Regions from separate parts of the Homo sapiens genome. Here regions 2, 3, 4, 5 and 6 are each linked to region 1. The links are chromatin loops, found by intact Hi-C in ENCODE. Cell type or tissue: mammary epithelial cell. All regions are shown on one strand. Region 1 holds the start of LPIN3 (lipin 3). Region 2 has its middle 60 kb from the start of TOP1. Region 3 holds the start of PTPRT (protein tyrosine phosphatase receptor type T). Region 4 holds the start of LOC124904905 (a long non-coding RNA gene). Region 5 has its middle 120 kb from the start of CHD6. Region 6 overlaps PLCG1 (phospholipase C gamma 1).

What was found. Peaks named below come from ENCODE experiments on the same cell type or tissue, not always from the same donor. Only the 100,000 strongest peaks of a DNase experiment are listed, where the experiment ranks them.
Region 2: a loop joins it to region 1, with 11 times the contacts of the local background. A loop is called at or near these places in 47 of 110 quality-filtered maps.
Region 3: a loop joins it to region 1, with 18 times the contacts of the local background. A loop is called at or near these places in 2 of 110 quality-filtered maps.
Region 4: it touches region 1 in a loop (6-fold over the local background); 16 of 110 quality-filtered maps call a loop at or near these places.
Region 5: it touches region 1 in a loop (32-fold over the local background); 3 of 110 quality-filtered maps call a loop at or near these places.
Region 6: it touches region 1 in a loop (6-fold over the local background); 107 of 110 quality-filtered maps call a loop at or near these places.

The regions. Positions count from the first base shown.
Region 1 is chr20:41,337,796-41,341,795 of GRCh38, reverse strand. It overlaps LPIN3 (lipin 3), which reads right to left and starts at 975. Exons shown (of 20, transcript NM_022896.3): 1 at 794-975. RefSeq lists a silencer at 994-1,153 and an enhancer at 1,314-1,363. In mammary epithelial cell, CTCF peaks have their summits at 960 and 1,614 (motif pointing right); DNase peaks (open chromatin) are centred at 1,035 and 1,625; H3K4me3 peaks cover 1,299 bases; H3K27ac peaks cover 1,331 bases.
Region 2 is chr20:40,966,779-40,970,778 of GRCh38, reverse strand. No RefSeq gene overlaps it. Among named protein-coding and RNA genes, the nearest start is that of TOP1, 60 kb to the left of the region's middle. In mammary epithelial cell, CTCF peaks have their summits at 402 (motif pointing left) and 1,877 (motif pointing left); no DNase peak of the experiment used is centred here; H3K4me3 peaks cover 267 bases.
Region 3 is chr20:43,186,099-43,190,098 of GRCh38, reverse strand. It overlaps PTPRT (protein tyrosine phosphatase receptor type T), which reads left to right and starts at 193. Exons shown (of 31, transcript NM_007050.6): 1 at 193-453. The coding sequence starts at 366. PTPRT-DT (PTPRT divergent transcript) reads right to left here and starts at 34. Exons shown (of 3, transcript NR_186414.1): 1 at 1-34. In mammary epithelial cell, a CTCF peak has its summit at 2,166 (motif pointing right); no DNase peak of the experiment used is centred here; H3K27me3 peaks cover 1,580 bases.
Region 4 is chr20:41,691,456-41,695,455 of GRCh38, reverse strand. LOC124904905 (a long non-coding RNA gene) reads left to right here and starts at 1,281. Exons shown (of 2, transcript XR_007067588.1): 1 at 1,281-2,120; 2 at 2,388-2,921. RefSeq lists enhancers at 1,457-1,696, 1,917-2,136, 2,277-2,486. In mammary epithelial cell, a CTCF peak has its summit at 2,133; a DNase peak (open chromatin) is centred at 1,905; H3K4me3 peaks cover 1,311 bases; H3K27ac peaks cover 472 bases.
Region 5 is chr20:41,732,605-41,736,604 of GRCh38, reverse strand. No RefSeq gene overlaps it. Among named protein-coding and RNA genes, the nearest start is that of CHD6, 120 kb to the right of the region's middle. In mammary epithelial cell, a CTCF peak has its summit at 1,995 (motif pointing left); no DNase peak of the experiment used is centred here.
Region 6 is chr20:41,176,190-41,180,189 of GRCh38, reverse strand. It overlaps PLCG1 (phospholipase C gamma 1), which reads right to left. Exons shown (of 32, transcript NM_002660.3): 32 at 2,564-4,000. It overlaps ZHX3 (zinc fingers and homeoboxes 3), which reads left to right. Exons shown (of 4, transcript NM_001384317.1): 4 at 1-1,735. Among named protein-coding and RNA genes, the nearest start is that of MIR6871, 9.2 kb to the right of the region's middle. In mammary epithelial cell, no CTCF peak of the experiment used is centred here; a DNase peak (open chromatin) is centred at 2,359; H3K27ac peaks cover 2,929 bases.

The sequences.
Region 1 (4,000 bases):
CCGTGTTAGGATGGTCTCGATCTCCTGACCTCATGATCCACCCGCCTCAGTCTCCAAAGTGCTGGGATTACAGGCGTGAGCCACCGCGCCCAGCGGAGTTTGGACTTCTTAACTTGGCACTCAAGGCCATGCACAATGGTGGCACCACTATTTGCAAAACGAGCATGTGCACTCCACGTAGGCCTCACACCCCACCTTGGGGATGTTCACAGGCCTTCCAGGCTAGACTACAACTCTAGCACAGGGAAGCCAGAGCAAGCTGCCCTAGGACTAGGCTCTCAGCCCTCGGGGCTCCCAGGTTTGGGTGGATGAAGGGTGTGGCTCTCCACCGAGGACCAGAGGGAGCAGGAGAGTAAGCACTCCTAGTGCCCCAGTAGAGAGAAAGCGCCACCCCAGCCCCCAGCAGCTACAGCATCTGATCTGCCCAGTCTCAGGGCAAGCAGGGCAAGGGCCAGTCACTGTTTTGCAACTGAGGACACTGGGTACCAGAGAAAGTGGCTGTCCTCCTCAAGGTCACACAGTCAGGCTGGGGTAAAGCTGGGCCAGCCTCCCCTGGGAGGTTTCGACGTCTCCTCTCCAGACTCTACGTTCTGGGTGTCCAGGGGGCCTGCAGCCGCTGGGCCAGGGAAAAAGGGACAAAATGAGGCCAGTCCCTCCACCCCTGCGTCCCCATCTTACAGCTAGGGGTGGACCCAGGCCCGCGGACAGGAAGGAAGGAATGTAGGATGGCAGGACAGATGGGCAGGGCGGGAGGGGAGAGGGTCATCTCTTCTCCCCCCGAGTTGGGCCCTACCTGGGGAGCTGCCCACTGGAGCTCCTGGACTCAGAGCCGCCGCCTCTACCTACGTGCACAGGCTCCACAGGTGAGTGTCTTCGGCCCTCAGTCACTTGGCGCTTCCGGGTCCTCTAAGACAGGGTGAGAGCACGGCTCCACTCCTTCTACGATCCTAGTGCGGCCTCCACAGGCCCCAATCTGCCCAGGCTCCACTCCCTGGAAAGACCCCGCCCCTGCTCCGATCCCCGCCCAGGGCGCCCTTTGGCCTCGGAGGCGGGGGCGGGGCCAGACTTCATGCCCCGCCCACCAGACCCCGCCCCAAGTCCCTGTGCCACCGCCTGCCCCACCTCCAGAAAAGTGTGGATTTCGGAACGGGGCGGACCTAGCTCCTCCCAGATTTGCTTCCAGCTTGCTGTGTGATCTTGGGTGAATTCCTTCCTCAATTTGATCCCATTTCCTGTTTTGTCAAGGGGGAAAGCCGCCTTGCAGGATTTTAGAGATGACATGAAATGACTTTGCGCGGCTCCTGGCGCTCAAACGTCCCCTCCTGGGGGCAGCTTTTCCTGAACCCACCCGTATCTCCCAGACTGGACAGGCCCCTCGCGTCATCTGTTCGCATAGCCCACAGTTGTAATTTCATATTTGCTTGAATGACTACTTGATTAATGTATATCTCTTCATTTAAATTTGAACTCTGAGAGCAGGTCACGTACATCCTTACACTCCAGCGCTTATCAGTACCTCGCCTGACAAACAGCAGGCGCTCCATAAATGCCCGCACCTTCATTCCATCCCTGGGACGTTCTGGTCGAGCGGCAGCGGGCTCAATACTGACACTGGCCAGCAGGGGGCAGGCGGTGATCAGCCTTCTGGCCCAGCCGCGCTCCCTCCCTGTCTGCAGGCACTGCGGGAGGGGACAGGTGAGCCCAGGTGCGCCGAGGCACGCGGAAGGTGCATTTACTCTCGTGCCTTGGGCAAGGCCCGGGCCGGGAACGGCTTTTTCCTCTTGGATCTGTGGCTCGCGGCTTTCCTGGACCAAAGACCTTTCCGACGCCCTATGGCCCCTGCAAAGAAGCTGCCCTGAGAAGGGCCTGGAGATGAAGTAATTTGTTCTAAAAGAGAGAGGGCACCGAGGAAAGGCTTGGCGGAGCAGCAACGGCGACGAGCCAGGCTTAGAAACGACTGGGCGGTGAGGAGGAGAGGTAGCTGCCATTATTCTGACTCAGGGTGACAGAACCTGTTTGGAAGTGACTGGCCTCAGTTGTCCTCATTTTGGCAGAAGTCATTTAGTATCAGTCCTGATCCCAGGTAGTGTCTGGCTGCTATCTCAGAAGAGCCCTGTTGGGAGCAGAGCTATGTCAAGGTGGCCAGGAGGGCAGCGTCATACATACCATTTTCTGTAACATCAGGAAATCCCTGAAGGGAGCCCGAGAAGGAAGGAAGGAGAGGTCACAGGTTGGGGCTACAGATGCCGAAATCAATTTACCTCTTTGAGCCTCAATTTCATCGGCAAAGGTGGTGATAAAAGCTACCTTGCAGGATTCTATTGTGAGGATTTACAGGATGAATTAAATAAGTGGTTCTCAACCTTGACTGTGTGTTAGAATCACTGTGCCCTAGACGAATACTGATGCCCCGGATACTGGGAGTTTAAAAACCTCTCCAGTTGGTTGTAATGTACAAACAAGGCTGAGAACTGCTGATCCAAATTAAATGCAGAGCACAGCGCCAGGGCACACACTAGGCATTCAGGAATGTTTATCACATATTTATTTTTATTTAAAAAATTTTTGTGTCACACATTTTTAAAGATGGAGCACAAATTGTTTTCATTGTTCATTGTTAGAGGAAAAAAAGTTGATATAAAGGTTGTTGCAGAAATTGCATTTGCGGCTGGGGTGAGGTGGCTTACGCCTGCAATCCCAGCACTTTGGGAGGCAGAGGTGGGCGGATCGTCTGAGGTCAGGAGTTGGAGACCAGCCTGGCCAACACGGTGAAACCCCATCTCTGTTTTTTTGTTTTTGTTTTTGTTTTGAGATGAAGTCTCGCTCTGTCACTCAGGCTGGAGTGCAGTGGCACCATCTCTGCTCACTGCAAGCTCCACTTTCCGGGTTCACGCCATTCTCCTGCCTCAGCCTCCTGAGTAGCTGGGACTACAGGGGCCCATCCCCATGCCCAGCTAATTTTTTGTATTTTTAGTAGAGACAGGGTTTCACTGTGTTAGCCAGGATGGTCTCGATCTCCTGACCTCGTGATCCACCCACCTCAGCCTCCCAAAGTGTTGGGATTACAGGCGTTAGCCACTGCGCTCGGTCCCCCGTCTCTATTAAAAATACAAAAAAAAAAAAAATTAGCCAGGCATGGTGGTGCACAGCTGTAGTCTCAGCTACTCAGGAGGCTGAGGCAGGAGAATCACTTGAACCGAGGAGGTGGAGGTTGCAGTGAGCTGAGATGGCGCCTCTGTACTCCACCCTGGGTGACAGAGCAAGACATTGTCTCAAAAAAAAAAAAAAAGAAAAAGAAAAATTGCATTTCTGACAGGCTCGTTTCTGGAACTCTCAATCATCTGGGATTTGGTGATGAGGGTAGGAGAAGAAAGGCAGATAGAACAGCCTCTGCTAGTATGACTTGTTCTAACACTGAATGGAACTGAATAAGGCAGAGACTGTCCCACTCTAGCTTGTGGTTGACATCACCATCTCCAGGGCTTTCTCTGAGGGTGCAAGCAGCATGGACACTTGTGTTTGCCCATTTCTGGGGTTGAAGGTGGAGGCCATTTTTTCCTCTGCTTGGGTATACTCATCGGATGAGCCTATATCACTGGCAGCTGTTTGTTTCTTCATTAATCCAAGAATGCAGGTGGTACTTCCTTCTTTACAGAATTTGGTAGCTTATGTGTTTTATTGTTTTTTTGTTTTGTTTTAGACAGGGTCTGGCTCTGTCACCCAGGATGGAGTGCAGTGGCACAATCACAGCTCACTGCACCCTTGACCTCCTGGGCTCAAGCAATTCTCCTACTTCAGCCTCTCGAGGAGCTGGGACCACAGGCATGCATGATCACACCTGGCTTTTTTTTTTTTTTTTTTTTTTTTTTAGAGACAGAGTCTCGCTCTGTTGCCCAGGCTGGAGTGTAGTGGCACAATCTCGGCTTATTGCAACCTCCGCCTCCCAGGTTCAAGCGATTATTTGCTTCAGCCTCATGAGTAGCTGGGATTACAGGTGCCT
Region 2 (4,000 bases), 370 kb after region 1:
TAATACAGACAGGGTTTCACCACATTGGCCACGCTGGTCTTGAACTCCTGACCTCAAGTGATCTGCCTGCCTCGGCCTCTCAAAGTGTTGAGATTACAGGCATGAGCCACCACGCCTGGCCTTCTCCTTCCTTCCTTTTGATTGTCCAGATCCTGCTCCATTTTGATTCCATGCTCAGTGCTATGTGATCCTGTCCTGGAAGGGAAGCCAAGTGGGTCAGTGTTGAGGGTTCTCAAGGCTCTACCGCTGCAGTCCCTTAGTCCTTGCTGACTCTCACCTGCTCCCGGACTGGGCGAGACCCTCCCAGCTTCTGCTGCTGTCTCCAGTTGTCCCTCCTTGCTTCCTCGTGAATACCTGCTGGCTCTTTTGGGATTCTCCTGTTCTTAAGTCCATCAGAGGGCTCCTTGTTTCCCTCTGTTGGCTGCTGGATGGGGCACCAAGGGCCAGAATCTAAACCAAGGAAGCCTCCCTGGGGGAACGTAGGGGGACCTGATGACATGTAGGTGGCTATGGGAGGGCTGTGCTTCCCCGCTTGTGTTTTGGTGTTCATGGGGATACCTTATCATCTAATTTTAAGCGAACATTGTCTGTAGGTTTTGCTTTTGCTAATCTGACCTGCTTATTTTTATTTTTTATTTTTGAGACAGAGTCTCACTCTGTTGCCCAGGCTGGAGTGCAGTGGTGCGATCTCAGCTCACTGCAACCTCCACCTCCCGGGTTCAAGGGATTCTCCTGCCTCAGCCCCCCAAGTAGCTGGGATTACAGGCGTGCATCACCATTCCCAGTTAATTTTTGTATTTTTAGTAGAGATGGAGTTTCGCCATGTTGGCGAGGCTGGTCTCAAACTCCTAACCTCAGGTGATCTGCCTGCCTCGGCCTCCCAAAGTGCTGGGATCACAGGTGTGAGCCATTGCGCCTGACCTGACCTGCTTATTTTTATGTAGAAATTTGGAGGGGTTCAAAAACTGCGCTGGCATTGCTACCAACCATCTTCCCAGCCAGTTCAGTATTTTTGATGCCAGGTGCCATACTGGGCCACAAGGAAGAGGAGATGTAATGATAAATGTGTGTAAAAGCGTGTAAAGTGTCCGGTCATCCTAAGTGTCCTGTAACCCAGCTGATCCTGCCTTCCGCTGCCCTGCAGCTAAAAGCAGGCTGCCTGAGCCAGCAGTGGCAACCCACTCAGGTCCCCTTCCACACTGTGGAAGCTTTGTTTTTTCACTCTTTGCAATAAATCTTGCTGCTGCTCACTCTTTGGGTCCACACTGCCTTTATGAGCTGTAACACTCACCGCAAAGGTCTGCAGCTTCACTCCTGAAGCCAGTGAGACCACGAACCCACCGAGAGGAACGAACAACTCCAGACGTGCCGCCTTAAGAGCTGTAACACTCACCGCGAAGGTCTGCAGCTTCTTTCCTGAGCCAGCGAGACCACGAACCCACCAGAAGGAAGAAACTCCAAACACATCCGAACATCAGAAGGAACAAACTCCGGACACGCCGCCTTTAAGAACTGTAACACTCACCGCAAGGGTCCGCGGCTTCATTCTTGAAGTCAGTGAGACCAAGAACCCACCAATTCGGGACACACAGCCACGCCTGACCCTCTTCCTCAACTGCTGCCGGCTTGACCTCTGGTCTTTGTTCCTGGCTCAGGGGATGGGGCATGCAGTAGGGCACGTCCCCACACTTGCTGTCCTGAGGCTGGGGGACCCCCTGGCCTTTATGCCCTTGTCTTGCCTGCTGGAATGTTTCTGAAGATTTCCTTGTAGAGTGGGTTTTGAAGAAGAGAAAAGAAAGACCTTTGCTCGGCGGCCCGTAAAAGAGATGGTCCGGAGAGCAAGGCCCTGCTGTGAGCATGCCCCGCCATCTGCTGGCCATTTGCTTAATTGCAGCGAGGAGGGCCGTGGGGGCTCCATGCCTTCATACTCAACCAATGACTTGGGTTAATTCCTTTTTCCCTCTAGCTGAAAACGTTGTATTTATTAAATACACCGTTAAAGTAATGATAATAAAGGCAAGCAAATAAAAAGTTTTCCCACACGGCCTCACCCTCCAGACAAGCGCATCTTTTTTTTTTTCTTTCTCTTTAATCATAAATAAAAGTGTGGGCTGGCACAGTGGCTCACACCTGTGATCCCAGCACTTTGAGAGGCTAAGGCAGGAGGAGTGCTTGAGCCCAGGAATTCAAGACCAGTGTTGGCAACAAAGTGAGACCCTGTCTCTACAAAAAAATAAAAAAAAATTAGCCAGGTGTGGTGGTGTGTTCCTGTAGTCTCAGCTACTCAGGAGGCTGAGGTGAGAGGATTACTTGAGCCACAGAGGTTGAGGCCGCAGTGAGCTGTGATTGTACCACTGCACTCTAGCCTGGGGGTCAGAGTGCGACCCTGTCTCAAAAAATGAAATAAAATAAAATAAAATAAAATGTGTATTTACTGTATGGAGACTGGGCCCCTGTGTCCTTCCCTTCTGGCTCTGGAAAAGGGGAGAAAGAGCTCAGATTCTGTAGCCCCAAAATGTTGGCTTTAAATCTCACTTCAGTCACAAGCTGGGCGAGGTGGGCTGGTTAATTCACCTCTCCGTTTATGAATCTCTGTGAATCTCTGTGTGTTAGGCAGGATAACATCTCTCCCCGCTCACCACCACCAAAAAAAAAAAAAAAAAAAAAAAAAAAAAGATGTGTGTATCCTAATGTCTGGAATGTATGATTATCCCGGATTATGCAGGTAGGCCTAACCTAATCACAGGCATCCTTAAATACAGAGAACCTCTTCTGGCTTCAGTAAGAGAGATGTGACATTGCTGGCTTCGACGCTAGAGGAAGTGACTATGAGCCAAGAAACATGGGTGGTCTCTGGAAGCTGGAGAAAGGAAGGAGATAGATTTTCCTGAGAGCTCCCAGAAGGAACACAGCCCTGCTGACACCTTGATTTTAGCCCATAGGGCCTGGGTTGGACATCTGACCTCCAGTCAGAAAATAAACTTGTGTTGTTTTAGCCACTGTGTGTGTTAATTCGTTGTTGCAGAGATAGGAAATGAGTACACTGCATTATGTGGGCAATAATAGTACCTATTTCTCTCTCTCTCTCTCTTTTTTTTTTTTTCCTGAGACAGAGTCTCGCTCTTGTTGCCCAGGCTAGAGTGAAATGGCACGATCTTGGCTCACTGCAACCTCCACCTCCCGGGTTCAAGCGATTCTCCAGCCTCAGCCTCCAGAGTAGCTGGGATTACAGGCTTCCACCACCATGGCTGGCTAATTTTTGTATTTTTAGTAGAGACGGGGTTTCACCATGTTGGCCAGGCTGGTCTCGAACTCCTGACCTCAGGTGATCCACCCACTCAGCCTCCCAAAGTTCTGGGATTACAGGTGTGAGCCACTGCACCCAGCCTAATAGTACCTATTTCACGGGGTGGTGGGGAGAATGAAACTGGAAAACTGTGGGGGGTGCTTTGTAAATTGTAAAACATTTTATAAATGTCTTAAGGTCTCCTTTAGGAGGATGTCCCTTTATTATTTTACTTATTCCAGTTATTTTCTGAGCATCTACTGTGTGCCAGGCATTGCACTAGTTGCAAGGGGTTACAGGAGTGAACATAGTCCCTTCTTTCATGGGGCTTACAGGTCACGCGGGTAGCAGGACATTAAAAGGCCATGCAAGCATATGCATCACGGAATTATAATTGTGATGTGCGCAATGAAGGGATTGTCACAGGGAGCTGTGAGAGTGTGGAGCCAGGAACCTGCCAGACCTCAGGTTTCAGGCCCCAGGCTTTGGGCAGGGTCTCCAACCTCTCCAGGTCTCATTTTCCCACCTAGGCTGGTCCGCCCTGATCATGGATAGGGTGCCAAACCAGAACTCAGGCCACAAACAGCCTCCTAGGGGCCATCAGATGGGTCTATGCTCATCCAGAAATCTGGGGCCTTACAGGGAGACTCCTGTGCTGGTACATTGGGTGTTGGGGTGTGGAGTCCTTGTTTGAGTTCAGTGAGGTCAGAGCTG
Region 3 (4,000 bases), 1.8 Mb before region 1:
CGGGGGAGCCCGCGTGTGCCAGCCGCGGGCGTGTGCCAGGCGCGGGCGTGCGCGTGAGGGTGTGTGCACGGCCGAGGCGGAGCGCCCGGGCGGGCGGCGGCGGCGGCGGCGGCGGCAACGGCGGCGGCGTTAGGACTCGGGGGACACCGCCCCCCGCCCCCCGCGTCCCGCCCCCGCCCAGCCTCCCGCCTCAGTTCGCGCCGCGCCTCGGCTTGGAACGCAGGAGCGCCGGCTCCGGGAGCCCGAGCGGAGCCAGCCGCGCGCACAGCCAGCGGCCGCGCCGGCGATGCGGGGCCACCCCGCGCCCGCCCCAGTCCCGGCCCCGGCCCCCGCGGGAAGGGGCTGAGCTGCCCGCCGCCGCCCGGATGGCGAGCCTCGCCGCGCTCGCCCTCAGCCTGCTCCTGAGGCTGCAGCTGCCGCCACTGCCCGGCGCCCGGGCTCAGAGCGCCGCAGGTGAGTGCGCCCGCCCGGCTCCCCTGGGCTCCCCGCTCCCTCCTGGATGCGCGCGGGCCCCCAGCCGCGGGGCCCTCGGAGGAGAAAGTTGTGTGGGCTCGCGGGGGCGCGGGTCCCCATGGCCGGAACCCGGGTCTCAGCTTGCAGGCGCGGGAAGCAGTGTCCCCGCGCGCCCCGGCCAGCGAGCCCGGCCCCTCGCGTCCCTCGGCAGCCCGCGTTTGGCGAAGTTCCCCGCTTCAGTTTCCTGCCGGCCCCCCGGGCTGGAGTAACTTTCCGCGGTTGTTGCGAATATTTCCACTTGCTGCCTCCCACTTGTCGGAATCTGCCACTTGAGTGTTTGGGGCGGCGAGACGAGGAGCGGCACCGACGCCCGGGGTGGAGCGTTCTCTCCCGGGCAGCTCCTCGGGCAGCGCGCGCTTTTAGTGGGGAGGACAGGTCCCCAGCAGGCCGAGGCTGCCGGGGCGGCGGCTTTTCTTTTTTCCTCGGAGATACAGGAAGCTCTCCATTTGCTCTGAACACGCTGCTCCCCTAAGCAGGCCGCTGTAGGCACCCGAGGGGATGTTTGCGTTGATGACCGAGAGCAATACCTCCGCCCTACCCGCTGGCTTTTCTCCGAGGTAGCTGGGCGCCCGTGTTAAGGCCCTTGGAGGGGAGTGGATTTGACCCGTGAGCGCGTCCGCTCCTGAAAAGTTCGGGGAACTCATATTTGGGTTTGGCCACGGGAAGGCGGTGAGCAGAGGTAGTTCCCCAGAGTAGGGGGAGCGGGGGCGGGGGGGTGGTGCCTGCCGTGCTCCTAAAGGCACGTTGGCGGGTGCTGGAGGGCACCACAGTCCAGGGTCTTACACATCACCAAGCCCCACCGCAGGCAGCTTCCACCCCCGAGCCCCCCCCCCCCCAAGAGTAGCGGCGGAGGGAAGAGAAGGGAGTGCTGCAGGTGTACTTCCAAGTTCAAAATCACCTTAAAGTTTCTTAGCACCGATTGCTTTTGGTGTAACCACGCCGGCCTGAGGTGGCTGGGATTGCGGGGACAGGCTGAGATCAGCCCGTGGGACGCAGGAACAGGCTGGTTTCGGATCGCTAAGCAACAGCTGTGCCCATTTATTATTTCACCGAAAGAAGGAAAGGAAGAAAGAAAGAGCAAAAGAACGAACCTGTGGGGAGGTACAGCGTCTTTGCACAAGCTGCGTCTGAGGTTAAGGGCCGCTGGAAGGACATTCCGTTGGAAATGCTTTAGAGCCTTCCTTGCTTGGTACTAAAATGGAAGCGGAATAGGCGACTTCTGTGAAGGGACAGCCTGTTTCCCTGGCTGGGAAGTTGGGTGACGAAGACACTCCTTTTGAGGTGTGTGAAGCTGAAAGGTTGGATTAGCAAGTGAGAGAAGAGGGACAGCTACAGCACCATTCTAAAGATGGTGCACAATTCTTGTTTTCCTCATTTTGGGGGGTGTGTTAGGTGTGCTAGGGGAGGGAGGGGTACTAGGGAGGATGCCCGGGGCAGTCCTGGGGATCCAGGCATGATTCGTGACTCAGATTTTATATCCTCTAAGGCATGACCGGCCAACCACACATTAATACCACTCACGTTCCCGCGGCAGAAACAGGATCAAAAATATTCCATCACGGGTCTCGAATCGTTCTTGGGTAGCAAGCGGTAAAACCCGTACCGGCTCGGGAAGCTGTCCAGTGCTGAACGCCGCCCGTTCCGGATGCTCCCGCCAGGTGGCGCTCGCCCACAACTATTAAAATGCAAATCTGGTTGCTTTCATATCAGGAATAGAACTTCTTTTCAATTTTTAAATGAGTAATGTGTTTATTCAGCAGCCTTTTGTTAAAACATTTAGAGAAGTGTGAGGAGCGAGCACCTTTTCTTTGTTTGCTCTTTAGAATGCAGGAGAAAGAAAAGAAATCCTGGAATATGGTTTGGGAAGAAATCTGTGGTTCTTTTGGGTCTACCTGGGCAGGGTGGTTTCTGCAAACCTGCGATATAGCATATATTTAGCAAGTGGGTGCCTTTGTGCCAGGGGCTCCTTAAACGAATGGGATTAGCTTGTATTGGAGAACTGGTGCATTCTAAGCCTCACACATTTGTAGAAATGGGGATTTTCTGTATATATCTGTCCTCTCCTTTCCAGTTTAACGGCAACTAGACCATCTAAATTAGATTTTTTTTCCCCAGGGTTCCTCATGAACATCTGTATTTGTCAAAACAAGAATACTGTAAATGTTGACTTAAAAATGGACTTATCTTATTTTATTCCTAAATTCAGAAATTGTTAGTATTTCAAATCTAGTATAAATATGACAATAACTTGATTTCCTTTAAAGTATTTTATTTAAAACTTTTGGCAAGTTTGGACAAATACATTTTAAAACTAAGTAGTGTGTTTTCCATGTTCTTTTGATCTGAAAATTCCCAATCTTGAAAGCAATTTCAATTTATAAGGTTACATCCATAACATAGTTGGGCTAATATGTTTTGCTGTAACATGTTGGTCTCAGTGTCCAAAAGTCGGGGCGGAAGCTTGTCATCAAAAGGCAATTTCCTTTTTCCTTACTCTAAGACATATTTCTTGAGCCACGACGGTTTTTGGAAGGAATGATAGTAAAAATCAAACAAACAAAAAACCTTTAGAAACAGCCTCTTAACAATGTGGCAAAACATGATTTGGGATGGGGGAAGAGAGAGACAGTTAAATGAATAAGGGGATAATGAATTCATTTACTAGTGGGTTTCAGAATCCACATATTGAGAGCAAAAATGTATCTTATAGGGGACTGACTTGCAATTGCAATTGTTAGCAATGTAGTCATTTAACTCAATAATCACCGTTGGATACCTCTGGGGAACTGTTAGCAGTACAGTCGAATTTTACTTTCTGTCATGGATTGCTTGATTTGTTTCCTAATAAAAGAACAATTAATGTGCAAACGTGGCTTAAATTCTGTTCCAGCAACAATCGCAAACACATAGTAAAAGCAGACCATATTCTTGGGTTACAACCGACTCTCTTTCTACTCAACTTAATTTCTTCTTGCTTGTACTCAGCACAGCTCTTGAAGGTGTCAGGCTGCCAGCTGAGATGGTATTCCATGTAGTCGTATAGCTGTCACCTTTCACAGCCACGATCAGAGGACATGACAGCATCACTCTTTCAAGCACAGGATACTCCCCTGACTCCGTGACAGTGTGTTGCTGTGGAAACAAGAGCAATGCTGTGTAGGCGGTGGTCCTTGATAAATATTTACTGATGATGGTGAAGAGATGGTAGAGTCTCACGGCAGCTATAATGGGGGGGCGAGGGTGGGCGCAGGGGAATTTAACTCAGGAGGCAGCCTGGTTTGGAGAAAAGAGTATGAGCTTTGGCATCTGAAGTCCTCAGTTTAAATCCCGCCTCTGCTTCTTTCTACCTATGCCGGCTTGGGCAAGTCATTTACCTTCTCAGCTCCCCAGCTTCTCATTTGTAAAGTGAGGATAATTATAGCTGTCTCGCTGGACTTTGTGGTAACCAAATAAGATGCAATATGCAGAGTGAATGGAAGAGTGCCTG
Region 4 (4,000 bases), 350 kb before region 1:
AAAATATTCCTATACTGCCAGTGTGGATATGGTTTAGAAGAGGCAAGACTAGGCTGGGTGCAGTGGCTCACACCTGTAATCCCAGCACTTTGGGAGGCCCGGCGGGTGGATCACCTGAGGTCAAGAGTTTGAGACCAGCCTGACCAACATGGAGAAACCCCGTCTCTACTAAAAATACAAAATTAGCCGGACGTGGTGGCGCATGCCTATAATCCCAGCTACTCATGAGGCTGAGGCAGGAGAATCGCTTGAACCTGGGAGGTGGAGGTTGCGGTGAGCCAAGATTGTGCCACTACACTCCAGCCTGGGCAACAAGAGTGAAACTCTGTCTCAAAAAAAAGAAAAGAAAAGAAGAGGCAAGACTGGTAAAAGGAAAGCCAGTCTCAATTTGTTCCACTCTCCCCTACTTCACTGTGTTCCAATCACAAGGGACTTCTCTGAGTTCCTTGAATTGCAAAACACCAAGCTCTTCCCCGCTCAGAGCCTTTGCACTTGCTGATCCCTCTGCCTGGACTACTCTTCTCTTGGCTGTTACACAGCTTCCTTCTTCTCAGCCTTCTTCAAGCATTTCAGACCAAACATTTCTTTCTTTCCCTAATCAATCTAATGTATCAATTTTCCTCCATTATTCTCTCTTGTAGCATCCTGGGGGTGGGGGTGTTCTATTTATCGCAATTTGACATTTTATTCTTATTTGTATTATGTGATCAGTAACTGTCTTCCCCATTAGGCTGTAAACACCATGAAGGTAAGGTTGTGTCTGCCCCTGTTCAACACCATGTCCCAGCACTCAACACACTGCCTGGCACGGTGCTAACACTCAATAAACACCGGATTTATGAGACTGTGAGTACAGCCGAGATGATCATGGCTTAACCAAGTAAGTAGCAGCAAACCTGGGAAAAAGAAACTAATGCTACACGAAGTAAACAGGATAGGTCTTGAGGCAGAATATGGCCTGGAGGCAGGGAACTTAAGGACTTGCTAGAATTAAATCAAATGAAACACTTCAGCTATGATAAGACACATCCTTTTTATTTATTTATTTATTATTTATTTGAGTCTTGTTCTGTCGCCCAGGCTGGAGTGCAACGGCGCGATCTCGGCTCACTGTGACCTCTGCCCGGTTCAAGTGATTCTCCTGCCTCAGCCACCAGGGGATTACAGGCGCATGCCACCACGCCCAGCTAATTTATTTTTATTTTTATTTTTAGTAGAGATGGGGTTTCACCATGCTGACCAGGCTGGTCTCGAATTCCTGACCTCAGGTGATCCGCCCGCCTTGGCCTCCCAAAGTGCTGGGATTACAGGTGTAAGCCACAACTCCCCGCCGAAATATCCTCTTTATTTACATAGGGCATACAATGCCTTTGTAACTTTTAACCTATTCATTTACATAAGGCATACACCAACTAACCAATGGAAACCTCTAGAGGGTATTTAACCCCCAGAAAATTCTATAACAGCGCTCGTGAGCCCCCATGCTCAGCCTGCTCCCACCCTGTGAAATGTACTTTCGTTTTCAATAAATCTCTGCTTTTGTTACTTCATTATTCCCTTGCTTTGTTTGTGCCGTTTTGTCCAATTATTTGTTCAAGACACCAAGAACCTGAACACCCTCCACTGGTAACAGTTTGAGACAAGTATCAGAATCAGTTCCACCTGTACCAAGTTCTAACGGCACTTCTAGCTGTATAGCCTGGGCAGGTCAACCACCTTTTATCCACCATGCTCTCCGTATTCCCCTCGTAAAATGATAACGACACCCTTGCAGCTTGGCTCAGCGAATGTCCTCAAACGCACAAACAACGCTAGGGCTAAATGAGCACACCCGGTAGAGCAGCAGCCGCTCCTCGAGGGCGGAAGTCACAGCCTGATCTAAGTACGGTGGGTAAAATGGATCCCCCATATGCGCAGCGCCATGGTCCTTTGTAACCTCATAAAGTGTCCGATGAGCAGCAGGGGCTGGAGGATAATTTAGGGCCAATATCATTTGTTTCTTTTACATTATTTCGCCATTTCTCAGAATTCTAAAATTTGTTTAATTGAAATATCAGCTTGAGGGATGCTGAAAACTGTACAGAGTAAAAGAAGAATCTCTGCTGAGGGATAACCAAGAGGTAGAGATGGGAAAACGTTCATGCGCAGCACCCCCTGACGGAAGGGAGGAGCTGGTGTGGAAGATCCGCGCAGCCCCGCCTCTTTCGCGGTGGTTCCAGTCCCACTTGGGACCCCCACGCCCCGGGAGTGCTAGCGGGACTCGGAGACCTTCACGTTACTACATTGCCCAGGGGACCCCGAGGCGGGCCTGGTTCTCCTCACAAAGGGAGGGGCCGAGCCGTGACTCGCTTCCTCGCCTCGAAATGCGGGTTGTTTTAATCGAGCAGGTTTCGCCCTTCCCCATCAGCCTGTGAAGCTCCCAAAAACGTCCGGCCAACGGCACCAGTCCCATCTAATCAGCCAGGAGGAAGTAGGCGCCGCAAAGCCCCCTGCGAAATGTAGTTTCCAGGAAGACTTCTGGGAAACAGAGTCCGAGGCAGGCGACAGAGCGCTCTTGCAGCCAAATAGAGCCGGGCTAGGGGCGCGTCACGTGACCTGTGCAGCCAACTGTTCCGAGACGTGGCCTTTGCCTGAGCTGCTGTTAGGAGAGGTGCTCAGGTCTGGGGAGTAGCTCCTACCATCGCCTGGACTCGACTTCTGGACTGGCCTCCAAAAGTCGACACAGCCCCTGCGTCTTTCCTATTCCCCAAACCGGCGCTGACCTCATATTTGCATACACTGAAACTTGTGGCTCTCCTTGACTTGGGTTGGTAGGCTCTATAGGACCTCACCATGTTCTCTTACCCATGGTTTCTGCAGCAGCCAAAATGATCCATTCCATGTGCTTTAGAGCCTTAGGGAATAAACCATTAATCAAGTCATTTGATTGCCTCATCTTTGAGGACATTTTTCACTACCTGTTCACACTCCTTGTGCTCACCCATGACTGTCCCTCAGAAACTTAAGTCCTGGGACCCTTCTGCATTCTATTAGTCTTCTCCTAGTTTCATTTCTTCTCCTAGCCAACTTAGATCCTAAGAATCCTCTCCTGCCTTATTTCCTTCTGTAACAACCTCAAATCCTGAATTAATACAGTTGTCTAATTTTGGGTCTACTAGGTGCAACTGGAGGGGAGGAATACATCTCCTAAGCTCACAGGTTGGTGCCACTAAAATCAAGGTTTCAGACTTCAACTAAGCCCTAAATACAACCAGCTGGTTGCAGCACTGTGGGGAAGGAGGCTAACCAATAGAGGAAAGGGATTCGCTGCCAAGAGTCCTGGTGGAAATACAAGGCTTTGGAAGGACTATCTTTATTGCCTCCCACCTCACCCCTACACTTCATGTTTGTACTAGAATGGCATGAGAATGAAATGTAGAACTGATGCAGGCAAACCCAAAAACTGGGGCTCAGCTTGGGAGGGTTCTTGGCTTCAACCAGGAAAGAATTCAAGAGTGAGCCAACAGTAAAAGAAAGCAAGTTTATTTGAGCAACATGTACAGGAAAATGGCTGCTCCGTAGACAGAGCAGAGCTATCCCATAGGCAGAGTGGCACTCATGGACTAGCTATCTTTATATTCACTCTTAGTTATATGCTTAATAAGGAACAGGTTATTCACAAACTTTCTAGAAAAGGGGCAGGGAGCTCCTGGAACCATATAAAGTAACTTCAAGATGTTGCCATGGAATTTGTAAAGTGTCATGCACTTGTGGGAGTGTCTTTGTGCGAATGTAGTAAAACTCCTAGTCCTAGCTGGTTTGGGCTGGTTTATTTGCTACATCCTGTCCTGATCAGCAGGGTTATGACCAGTGCTCAGAAAACAAGCCCTGCTGATCTGCTACCTCATTACCCTTTCAGAGATTATATACTCCTCTTTAATCGTAAAGTGTTGTAGAAGGATGGAGGTCCATCCTCTGTCACTGCCTCCTACTGATTTTGTGGGCATAGTGTCCTCCTCTT
Region 5 (4,000 bases), 390 kb before region 1:
CCCACCTCCTACAAGTAACCATGGCTAATGGTTTGGTTTTTTTTTTTATATTTATAGTAACAATAAAAATACATACATATATGTATATGTCTTATATGCATATACATAAATGGAATCCTACTATGTCTCTATATAGTTCTATAACATGCTATATTCACTCAACAATCTTTCCATATATATCTGCCTTATTCTTTTCCATGGCTATCAGATATTTCACTAGAATGACATATAATTTTTATTTAATCAATCCCAGATTTATCTCCAATTGTTCCCTATAATAAATGATACTTCTGGTTTTTTTTAAAAAAGTTATATATGTATATATGTTGCATATATGTGCGAATGTAGATATTTCTATAGGATAGAGTCTTAAAGGAAGAGTGGTAGAGTCAAAATAAAGAAAAATTTAAATTTTGAACAGTGAATGAAAGTGTCCATTTCCCCATATCCTGAGAAATAGTATTATCAGCATTTTTTAATTTTTTCAGTAGAGTGGGCAAAGCATGAGTTCTTGATTCTTTCACCTATCCGAATGTCTCTCCAAGGCCTCTGCCCCTACTACAAAAGAACAGTGGGAACTTTAAGTGAATTTCAGTCTATTTGATAGCCAAGTTACTTAAGCTCTCTGGTAGCAGCCGGTCTCCAGGATAGCCCCCAAAGATCCTTGTCTACCAATCTGCACACCCTTCTGGAGTCCCATCCCACCCTGCATCATGGTTGGTCTGCACGACCAATAGAATATGACAGAAGTGATGATGTGTAGTTTCTGAGGCTAGTTCATAAAAAGGCATGTGTCTTCGCCTTCTCCCTTGGATCACTAGCCCTTGTAAAAGCCAACCGCCATGCTAAACTGACACTCAGGCCTCCTGTGGAGGCCTCACCAGTACTGCATGATGCAGAACTGAGGCCTCCTTCCAACAGCCATGTGAGTGTGTCATCTTGAAAGCAGAGTATCCAGCCCCAGTCAAGCCTTCAGATGACTGCAGCCCAAACCAACATCTTGAGTGCAACCTCGAGATACCTAAAATTAGCACCACCCAGCTAGGCCACTCCCAGATTCCTGACACTCAGAAACTACATGCTTATTATTTCAAGCGACTAAGTTTTGAAGTAATTTGTTATACAGCAATAGATAACAAATACACTCTCTGAGCCACACTTTCCACTGTAAGGTAGAAATAATAATTAGAATGTCCACTTCACAGAGAGACAGTAGACGAAGCCCCTGCCACCTGCATGGCCCATGGGCATTAGTCTTTCCCCCTCTCTCCTTGAGAGCCTTGTGACACACTAGCAGGCCTGTCTACACAGAGAGGAGTGTTTTCAGTTGTAATGTCTTTGACCTTTTCATTGAAAATACGTGTCAAATCCACTTCTAATTCATTTACAGACACATTATTCTGGGAATGAAGCAGGGAGTGAACTTTGTTGCAATGTGTTCCCTGCCCTTTTATGTGATGAAATTATCAAGACCAGACCATTGCTCTAGTCTTCCAAGAGTTGCCAAACTCTAGGTGATCGGGGGTGGCCGCTTGGGACCCTGACCAGGGACGAGCCACTGTGGAGGGCCAAGGACAGAGAATCTGGCCAGTACAGGAAGCTACAATTTTGTTTCCAAGCAGTGTGGACACACATATCCAAAAAAATAAATTACTTGGCCCTTCTCCACTAATAGATGTTCCCCATGGATGGACTGAGCCCAGTGGTGGCGACAGTGAGCAGAGGGAAGCCAGGAGCCATGAAATCCAAAAGGGTAATGGAACCCCAGCATTCAGCCCAGTGAATCTTGAGGCCAGTCCCTGAGCTGGGAACATAGGACCAACTGACTACTCCTGTTCCATGCAGCAGCCCACACGCTGCGAGGCCAGGCCAGCTTGGGGCTTTTTCTCTGGAGCATCCATGGAAGCCCAGGCACAGCTCCTGCTTGGGGAGCACAGGTCAAATTCCACCCAGACTGTAACCGGCACTGTTCTCCATGCTTCCATCTAGTGGTCACAGTCAGCAATTGCAGGCTTCCCACAGGACAGCCACCTTCAATGGGATAGGGATGTCTCTCCCTCCGTCTGTGTTAGCAACTATTTTTCCCCTCCCAAATGAGTGGCCAGGCTCTTTCCTTTAGCCCTCCATTCCCAAGAGCTTGAGCAAATTTCCAGGGAAGGAGTCTTAGTTCAGGATGATATAACAAAGTACCATAGGCCAGGTGTGGTGGTTCACGCCTGTAATCCCAGCACTTTAGGAGGCCAAAGCAGGCAGATCACCTCAGGTCAGGAGTTCAAGACCATCCTGGCCAACATGGTGAAAACCCGTCTCTACTAAAAATACAAAAATTAGTCGGGTGTGGTGGCACACACCTGTAGTCCCAGCTACACGGGAAGCTGAGGCAGGAGAATCGCTTGAACCTGGAAGGTGGAGGCTGAAATGAGCCAAGATCATGCCACTGCACTCCAGCCTGGGCAACAGAGTGAGACTACATCTCAAAAAAGAAAAAAAAAAAGTACCAAGTACCATAGACTTCGTGATTTATAAACAAGAAAGATTTATTTCTCAGAGTTCTAGAAGCCAGAAGGTGTTTGAATTCTGACTGTATCACACTTATCTCAGTGACCGTGGGCCCCAGTTTTCCCCTCTATTAAATGGGTATGTAAACCTTGCTCCACTGGTTGTAGGAAGGAGTAAATGAAGCTGGGGATGTGGACACTGTGGACATCCCATAAATGTGGCCTGCCTTCCTCCAATCAGCATTTTTAAGCAATGCAAATTTGTCATCACCAGCAGAGGAAAGGAACTTTCTATTTCCTTCTTTAGAAGAAAAATAAATCATAATTGCTTATATATGTCACCCTTTCAGAGGCCCATTTAATTCAATCTGCCTTTAGCAAGCACTTACATGGCCTTAGGTCCCATGGAAGAGGCAGAGGTGAGGAAGGTGTGGCTCCTACCACCGAGGAGCTCACAGCCCATCAGGGAGACAGAAGAAACTTCCACAATCCAAACGGGTGGGGGTAACAATAATAGGTAACATATAGAGCATTTACTTTATTCCAGGATATAATCCTGAAAACAGTCCTTTGAGGTAGGTACTGATAAAAGAAAACCTTCAGCCAAATTAAATTTAAAGGAACTTCACTGAGCAACAAATGATTCGCAAATCAGGCAGCCCCCAGATTCACAGCAGATTCACAGAGACTCCAGTGCAGCCACATGGTGGAAGAAGATTTATAGACAAAAAAAAGGGAAATGACGTACAGAAATCGGCAGTGAGGCACAGAAACAGCTGGATGGGTTCCAGGTTGGCGTTTGCCTCATTTGAACACAGTTTGAAAACTTAGCCCTCTGAGTGGTTGAAGCACGGCCCTGGGATTGGCCAAGACTCAGTTATTGTTACAGGCACATGCTCCTAAGTTAGGTTCTCAATCTTGTCTGACTAAGCTAGGCTACAGTTCATCCACAAGGACTCAAATAGAGAAGCACGGAGTCCTTCTCAGACCATATTTAGTTTGCTTCAACAGTACTATTATGATTCTCTCCACTTTACATATGGGAAAGCTAAAAAATCGATTTAAGAAATGTGCCAAATTCACACAGTTAAGAAATAGCAGGACTGGAGTTTGAACCCAGGTAGGGAAGAATTACAGTCCATGCACTTGGCCATTACACTATATAGTCACTTCAGCCTTGGTCAGCCGTATGTCTTTCCTTCAACACACAATGGCCTTCCGCACCTCTGAGCATCCATTCACACTGTTCCTTCTGCCTGAAAGTTTCCCACCCCTGTCATCTGTCAAAATGTTTCAATTTTTAAAACTCAACTCAAATATTTCCTCATGTGTGAATCTTTCCCAAATCCCCCATCTGAGCCCCATGACACCAGGCACACACCTGTCTTGGGGCACTGATGACACAGTCTTATAAGGTTAGGTCTTTGGACCCCTAAGAAGACTGGGCACACCTGAAGACAGGACCCATCTCTTACTCAACGCTGGGCCCAGTCCAGTGAATG
Region 6 (4,000 bases), 160 kb after region 1:
GCCGCTCTGGTGGGGACTCTAGGCACCTTCCCTGCTGTCCACTTGGATAGGCGGTGAGCCCCAGGGTACTGAGAGGAGCCTGAGCATTTACCTGCCATTAGTGCCTCTTCCTTCAGGAGACTGGCTTGAAACGTGTGTTCATGTGCGCGTGCACACACACACATGAGCACCTGTATGTGTTAATGAATAGTTTTTCTTGGTTAATGCTTTTTAACTTCTGTTCCTTTCCGTAAGTGGATGATTCAAAATTAACGTGACTTGGCTGGGCGCAGTGGCTCACACCTGTAATCCCAGCACTTTGGGAGGCCAAGGGAGGCGGATCACCTGAGGTCAGGAGTTCGAGACCAGCCTGATCGGCATGGTGAAACCCCGTTTCTACTAAAAATACAAAAATTAGCCGGGCGTGGTGGTGCGCGCCTGTAATCCCAGCTACTCAGGAGGCTGAGGAAGGAGAATCACTTGAACCCGGGAGGTGGAGGTTGCAGTGAGCTGAGATCGTGCCACTGCACTCCAGCCTGGGCGACAGAGCGAAACTCCGTCTCAAAAAAAAAAAAAAAACTTAATGTGACTGGAGTTAAAAGTGAAATGTCAGGTTGTTTAGTCACTGAATAGAGAGCTACAAGTGCTTGGTCTTTCCCAAGAATCAAACCTGAGTAGAAATACATTTAAAAGAAAAATCTACATGGTACCTATGAATCCTGTAATTTGTTTAGGGAGATCTTGTCACTCATCCCTGGTTCCTGCCCATACTGTTTGGTCTCGTTCTTGCAGTTTGCTTGGAACAGGGCCAGAGCCCCACATGAGATTGTCAGCAGGAGTGAGGAGCGCCAGTCCCTACTCCTCAGCAGGGACCCAGCACAGCAATCCGGTTGTTCTCGGTTAGACTGGGTCGGGGCCAGGGGAGAAGCAGTCACCCCTGTGTAGAGGGTTCCCGCTGTGCTTCTGAGCAGTTGCTTTGTTCAGAAGTGTTAGGAGGGTCAGATTGTGCCATAATTGTTATTAAAGAGAAAACACGCCCACCTTCCTTTCTCCCCTGCTGGCCATTGTTCATTGAGTTTTACTGAGGGCAGCCTTTGTGGAAGTCAGGGAGGTTGCCAAAGGCCTGTAGATGCCTCCTGACAAGGTCTTGATTCCTGGTTTTCTAGCACCCATTTGCATTTTGGTCTTCAGCACAAAGCCTTGTTCCCTGTGGCCGGACTTCTGGGCAATAAGACTGGGGAGTGACTGTTGAGCAGTCTGCTGTCAGGAGAGATGGCTGAAAAGGTGATCATCTTGGTGCTAAACAAGTAAGAGGCAACTGCCCTGTTTTTGTTTGTTTTGAGGCACAATGAAACTTTAGCCAAACTCTGCAAGAGGGTCCCATCTCCTGCCATGGCCAGGTGTGAGAGACCAAACCGAGAAAACAGCATACTCTATCACTTAAGCCTTGGGTAGAATGGGAATTCTTTACCCTGGGTAAACGTTTTAACAAAAAAATGGAACTTAACTTCGGTTTGGACTGTGGTCGTGCTGAGGCAGGAGTGGGGTTGCCCTCTTGGGGCTGAATCTCCAGGCCTCACGAGGTCCCCTGTGGGGATGCTGCTATTTCTAAGATGCAAATTGCACATTTCCTAGATTTTGTATCTGTGGATTTGGATAAGGGAGGGGAACACGGACAAATTGCTTGTACAATTTGAAATGGGCCTCAATGGTACTTCAAACCTTTTGATTATTCCTAAATAAAAACATAAATATATTTCACATCTGCTGACTTATTTTGTGGGGGAGTCAGGAAAAAAGCCAAAAACATTTCACTTGTTCTTGCCCACTTCTGTGGATCTTAAACTCCAGTGGATGAGTGGGGCAGTTTCCCTCAGCTCACCAGAGAAGTTCCAACTCACTGTCTTCTGCATTGCTGAGATCACCACACTGGCTTCTACATGAGAAAACTATGATATTTTAGAAATTATGCTAAATAGACAAAGGCAAACAGTCAAACCTGGTATCATCTGGTGAGAGGACACTGGCAAGTTCTTTTCTGTTTCCTGTGAGAGTGCTGAAAAGCATAGCCTGTCATTTGCTGGGGCGGTGTCGGGGGTTAGGGAATATGCATAAGGACCCAGGGGCTTTCTGGAGGAAAAAGACTAAAGCCCCAGCTTCTAAGACCCAAAGCATTTGAATTTTGTTGGGGTGGCCCTGAAGGCCTGGGACAGAAGGAAAAAGGGTCCTTTGAAATGAAATCACCTACAGTGGAGCCAGGCAGTGATTCTGGACACCAGAATAGGAGTCCAGCTTATGTCATGGGGAAGCAGCTGTGTGTGTTGAATCCCAAAAACCAGGTCCTTGGAAACTAGACCAAACTGGCATGCAACTGGCAAAGCCAATCAGCTGAATGCTGTAGTGGGTAGACTCAGGCAGTGACTCACTTGGGATACTATGGGTGGAATTCGCAGGAGCGGCCAGCCAGGGGGGTTGCTGTGGGGTTCCTCCAGGCAGGGAACAGAATGCCTAGATTAACCCCTAAGCACAAGTCCCCTGGGAATTACTAAAGTACCCAGAGAAGACAGGAGTTGCAGTCTGAGACTGTGCTTGATCCATTTAATTAAAATGTGAAGAAGGCATGATCCTTTCATTCACCGAGTTAGTCTGGTGGGATAACCTGAACCTATTTGCTTTCTACCCACCCTCAACAGAACTCACATGGTGAGTGATGGGCTCAAGTTGAAAGACAAGTGAGTGTCTAGGTCCTTAGTGATGTTCAAGCTCTCAGGTGATGTTCAAGATGTGCTTGGTCAGGAGGCAGACCCCTGCCTTTTCTGCTCATGGCCACAGATACTCAACTGAGGTCAGAAACTGCTCCTGCCATCTTCCCGCAGGGCAGTCTTTAGTCCTGTGGCGGGGGCAGAATGCCCCTGACCTTGTAGGCTCTACTTTGTATGTGTACATGTCTGCTGAGCCAAAGCTGTTGAAAGTGAAAGGTCTGTCACTTTGAACCCAGTCTACTTGTCCCTGGTCTGTCAGCCAGAAGGTTCTACTGGTGATGGCAGGAGAACAAGGAGCCTGCAAGGGAGCCCATCTACCTTCTGGTACCACTGACTTCCCTCTCCCGGCCCTGCCTGCTCTTTTGGTTTGTGCTGCCAAAATCAGGGTTTTTCAACCCTTGTTACTCATTTAAATCACCTTGAGAGGTTTTGAACAATACCTATGCTAAGGCCCCGGGTACCAGTATTTTTCAGAAGCTCCCCAAGTGGTGCTAATGTGCTGTTAGGGTTGAGACTCCACAGGTCATAACCCTGAGCTGTCGCACTGTAGGGACACGGCCTGCATGCATGGGATGGGGCAAACAACTCCTGATGCCAAAGCATTCGGCCCCAAGTAAGGGTCTTCCCCACCAACAAACACTCTGCCTTCTGGGTCAATCAACATTTGTCAGGTCTGGAGGAATCTTGAAGTGAAAATGATCTTTAAATTTGCTTGAGAGTTGGCACGTTTTCCACTAGGAAGAACAATCAAAACATTTGCAGTGAGGCAAAGGCAATGTCTTACAGAGCCCAAGAGAGGTGAGCCTCAGGTCTACAAAGCTGCCTTAAGAAAGGCAGAGCTGTCTGTTCCCCAGGTTGTGTTCCAGAAAGACACTTGTTCAGCAAATAGAGATACGTATTGATGAAAACTAAAAGGGTCAACACTAACAAACACGCCAAGGACGTCCTAACCAACGTGGATGGGCCCTAACAGAAGGGCCTACACAGTCCTCTTCCTTCTCTGATAGGAAACCTTTCTCTCCAGGCCATAAAAACCTAGAGAGGAAACATGGATCATGAGGGCCCAGGTGAATTCCCACCCACCACCTTCTTGTGTATGGGAAAAAGCCACCCTCCTCTCTATGAACTGGGACTGTGAAGCTGTAAAAGAAAGTCACACAAGAACCTGAGCACTATCGCTGTTTGATACTGGCTATCATCAGTTCATGTCATCCACGGAACCGGATCTATCTTAAATTTTTTGTGTGGCGTCATTTTTG